Regions from separate parts of the Homo sapiens genome. Here region 1 is linked to region 2. The links are chromatin loops, found by intact Hi-C in ENCODE. Cell type or tissue: GM12878. All regions are shown on one strand.

Evidence for each region. Hi-C counts contacts between places; a loop is a spot of excess contacts. Peaks named below come from ENCODE experiments on the same cell type or tissue, not always from the same donor. Only the 100,000 strongest peaks of a DNase experiment are listed, where the experiment ranks them.
Region 1: it touches region 2 in a loop (5-fold over the local background); 4 of 110 quality-filtered maps call a loop at or near these places.

The regions. Positions count from the first base shown.
Region 1 is chr2:230,286,841-230,289,340 of GRCh38, reverse strand. It overlaps SP140 (SP140 nuclear body protein), which reads right to left. Exons shown (of 27, transcript NM_007237.5): 18 at 1,375-1,449. Among named protein-coding and RNA genes, the nearest start is that of SP140L, 39 kb to the left of the region's middle. RefSeq lists a silencer at 933-1,082. In GM12878, no CTCF peak of the experiment used is centred here; a DNase peak (open chromatin) is centred at 1,000.
Region 2 is chr2:230,234,010-230,236,509 of GRCh38, reverse strand. All of the region lies in intron 1 of SP140 (SP140 nuclear body protein), which reads right to left. Among named protein-coding and RNA genes, the nearest start is that of SP140, 9.5 kb to the right of the region's middle. In GM12878, no CTCF peak of the experiment used is centred here; a DNase peak (open chromatin) is centred at 1,489.

The sequences.
Region 1 (2,500 bases), 53 kb before region 2:
ACTTAAAACAAATTTACAAGAAAAAAACAACCCCATCAAAAAGTGGGCAAAGGATATGAACAGACACTTCTTAAAAGAAGACACTTATCTGGCCAACAAACATGAATAAAAGCTCATCATCACTGGTCATTAGAGAAATGCAAATCAAAACCACAATGAGATACCATCTCACGCCAGTTAGAATGGCAATCATTAAAAAGTCAGGAAACAACAGATGCTGAAGAGGATGTGGAGAAATAGGTAAGCTTTAACACTGTTGGTTGCAGTGTAAATTAGTTCAACCGTTATGGAAGACAGTGTGGCGATTCCTCAAGGATCTAGAACCAGAAATACCATTTGACCCAGCAGTCCCATTACTGGATATATACCCAAAGGATTATAAATCAGTCTACTATAAAGACACACACACGTGTGTTTATTGCAGCAGTGTTCACAATAGCAAAGACTAGGAACCAGCCCAAATGTCCATCAATGATAGACTGGATAAAGAAAATGTGGCACATATACACCATGAAATACTATGCAGCCATGAAAAAGAATGAGTTCCTGTCCTTTACAGGGACATGGATGAAGCTGGAAACCATCATTCTGGGCAAACTAACACAGGAACAGAAAACCAAACATCACATGCTCTCACTCATAAGTGGAAGTCGAACAATAAGGACACATGGACACAGGGACAGAACATCACACACCGGGGCCTGTCGGGATTTGGGGGTTAGGGGAAGGATAGCATTAGGAGAAATACCTAATGTAGATGATGGGTTGTAGAACCTGCACATTCTACACGTGTATCTCAGAACTTAAAGAATAAAAAAAGAAAGAAAGAAAGAAAGAAAGAAAGAAAGAAAGAAAGAAAGAAAGAAAGAAAGAAAGAAAGAAAGATAGTTGGCCTAATTCATGCTCTTGCTTTCCAGATGAGAAAACTGAGACAAAGAAAGTCAAATGATCAGCCTAAGCCCACACAAAGAAAAAGAAAGTCTTAGGACACAGATCTCTAACCACAACTCTTTTTCACCCTTAGTGTGCAACCTGTGGCTTTCTGAGTAGTCAGAGGAAGGTCAGTTAAATCACTTATGGGTTATACCCTTTATACGGCAATGAACTATCTCCAGCCTTGAAATTTATCATTTCAGTGAAAGTAGCACTTTAGTGGCCCCTGGGCCCCTGGGATCTGGTTGTAGATCCATCACCAACTTACTTCCTTCTTTCCTTGACACATTTTGGAAAATGACTAAATAGGATACATTTCTCACTAGTTAGTACAGCTTCATAAAACAATTAAGGAAATGGGTTTATTACTGAAAGTACAGTGTACCGCACAGGAAATTAGATGTTTAGTTATTGAAAGTTCATTCCTGTTTTCTTTTTTACCTCTTGATCGGACTCTTTTCTGTGCAGCTCTGTCACTCTGAGTGAAGCGGGTTCCAGGTTTGCCTCTCTTTCTCCCTGAGAAAGTAGAATAATATAATCACAGTCATTTATGAGCAGCTGTATTACACATATTACAGCTTTTCAAAAATTCCATTTAAATGTAACTTTCCAAAAGCCTGTTTAATGTATAAATAAAAAGATTTAAACCCTAGCCTTTAAGGTATGAAGAATTAGATAGCTAATGTTAGGTTCACTTTATATTTCATTTTCCTATTCTTATGTTAGGAAAAAAACTAATTGAAATCAGTATTTCACGTATATCTCAAGCAAAAGTATAAATGCTTCATTCCATATTTTGAAGGTTCATTTCATATTTCATTCCAAACATATATATTTGAAATATATATGACATATAATACACATTAAACACTTACATATCCATTAATTTATTTAATCTTTGCAAGATCAAAATGATGATTACCGTCATTACAGAAACTAAAATATTCAGAGAAAATTGAGACAAAACTACAAAATTAAGTGAAGGCGTTTCAGTTTCTCTCAGCAGAGACACAAATAAATGACAGTTCTGTGACTTAAGGGAAACCCTATTAGGTGTCCCATAGGTGAGATGTATGCTGCACATGTCACATTGGGGGAAGATATTTGTACCCTCGTGCTGAAAGTAATAGTAAATGTGACCAGGGCTTTGTCCACATGGCTTTGGACAAAATAAATATTAGGATCTAAGAAACTAATCAGAAGAAGGTTAACCATGAGGAATGGGTAGAATTGAGATTTCCGCAGCCTTCATTCCAAATAGTAATTAAGGATTGACATGGCAGACACTGCAGCCGATGATATTCTCCCAAGTGCATGTTAATTGGCTGTGAATGGGCATCTCAATGTTTACTATTGTCCAAATGTGTTTTATTTTCCAAGGCAGGAAAGCAAAATGTTCCTTCCTTCTTGTGCTGGATGTCCACCATCCAATGACCACCATCTGGGGGTGCTGATCAGGGTCATGTAGGCCCATGAGGAAATATTTTCCAGCCTATGCATTCCTAAGTACTATAAGTTCTAAGCATATCATGAGCATATTAGGCCACCAAAGTAAAAAGGACCAATC
Region 2 (2,500 bases):
CCCACACTACAGATTTTGGACTTGCCAGCCTTCATAATTGCAAGAGCCAATTCCTTATAACAAATCTCTTTCTCTGTATATACACATCCTATTGGTTCTGTTTCTCTGGAGAACTTTAACTTACAGAGAAAGAAATAAAAATCTGGCTGAGATATTACAGAACCTAACACTGAACTGCAAGTCTTCTTAGTTAACAACAAAGAGAGGAAATCTCAGGAGATGTAAAGGAGATGTATCTCCTCCATCTGTAACTGCAAAAGGAGGGTGGCATTCTGCATCATAAAATTGGTTCAAAGACTCTCATCTGGTAAGGTTTGATTAAGAATACACAAGAAGGCCGGGCGCGGTGGCTCACGCCTGTAATCCCAGCACTTTGGGAGGCCGAGACAGGCGGATCACAAGGTCAGGAGATCGAGACCATCCTGGCTAACATGGTGAAACCTGTCTCTACTAAAAATACAAAAAATTAGCCGGGCATGGTGGCAGGTGCCTGTAGTCCCAGCTACTCGAGAGGCTGAGACAGGAGAATGGCGTGAACCCAGGAGGCGGAGCTTGCAGTGAGCTGAGATCGTGCCACTGCACTCCAGCCTGAGTGACAGAGGCAAGACTCCATCTCAAAAAAAAAAAAAAAAAAAAAAAAACAGTCACAAGAAAATCACTCTTTCTCTGGTCCAACATGGAGATTTGTGTGGATATGCAAAACTAGGACACATTAATCTGTCTAAACTTGGAGACCTCTGGATTTCAGACATTAAGGCTGTGCCTGGGAAACTAATTTTTAATCACAAAAGTTTGTAGTTCTGATTCCTACTTGCTAAATTGTTCCCCTTGCTAATAGGCCTTAACAAATTTATCTGTATTTCTAAACGGTATGAAGACTTCCAGGATTTTTTTTATCCCACCAGGAAATGGTCATTGGGACTTTCCATTCCTTAAACATGCATCAGGATAGAATAGAGGATCACTAAAATTTCCCATTCTCCAGACATGCACCATTTATCCATTGAATTCTTTTAAAAAAGAAAAAGCCTTCTGGTTTAAAATCGTTGATTAATGACAACTGTTTTTCTCCTCTTTCACTAGAATATCTCCTAAAATGACAGTAAAGGAATTAAAGTTACAATGATGAAGAGAAAGGAATTAGATGAGAAATTTTAACCTAAGTATGAAAGAGAAAAAGTGGTCTGAGGGGTACTCATTGCTATTGAAGGTGGAGGATGCTTCCTGAGGTCAGAAAAGGATCCAGCGTGTCCTGCAGCCTCCCAGAGATGCAGTGGTGGTTGAGAAGGAGATGCAGAGATGAAAATCGAGAGATTGTTCCAAAGGCAAAATTAAAAACAGTTTGCTCTACGACACAGAACACCCACAATCAGGCAGAAGACTGGAGGTTTCCTCTTAAGAAAAATATAAATGACTCAGAGAAAAGGCCTTTACCTTCAGGGATTTGGTATTTGCTCAGTGAAGCCCACAAGTTTGCAAGCCCATCTCATTAAATGGAGTTTCAAGTTTACTTTTCAGCATCTTGCTGGTAAGCATGAACAGACTACAACAGACCACAGCATTTGTGGAAACCTACAACATTAAGGAGTAAAACCAAGATAAGCAAAAGGCAAAAAATTACCCTAGCGGAAATACAGATGTTTCAGGGAACAAAAAAGAATTTCTAAACAACAAATATTATCACACAGAAAGAGAATATATTGTACCAAAAATTCCATGCAGAAAAGAAACAACCAGAAAATAAAACGACCTTGGAAATTCAAAATGATTGTGAAATTTTTAAAAAGTGAATGAAAATTTTTATAAGATAAAGGAGGGAGAATTTCCCAGAACATATGGGGAAAAGCCCTAAAGGGAAAAATAAGTGAATTTGAAACCCTAAATGTCTAAAGCAATGATGCAAACCTATAAACCTAGAGGTAAGAGGAAACTACTAAAAAAAGTGTATACCCATTCAGTTCTTGAGAATGGGTCCAAAAAAATTAAAATGGAAAAATGTATACCTTATTCAATGATTCACGTATGAGGGCAGAATCAATACTTAGATAGACAAGGACTCAAAGAATATTTTGCTCATGCACCTTCTGTGTTGGTCACACATTTTTCAATGTTCTTTTCTTCTGGGCCAAGGTAAGATTGTACCTCCCTTGGAGCAATGGGTATCACTCTGGCAGAAGAGCTCAGAGGCAGCACCTGGTTAGGCATGCTCTCTGTTCCTCTACCACAGTGACTGTCATTTCAGATGGGGTGGCTGCTCCTCAGCCAGAGACAGAGTCCAGGATGAGGGTCCTCTGTGCAGAGGGCTGGTGACCCGTTGAGATTTGGGAATTGTTTGTTCCTATAGATCACCCTACTCCATTTTTACTGACACTGTGTAGGACGAATTATTTGATGATGTACTACATTAACAGAATCAAGAAATCAGTATCAGTAAAGCCTTATTGTAGAGGAACTGGAAGCATCATTAAAACCAGTTACAATACTGATGTCTCAAATGTAT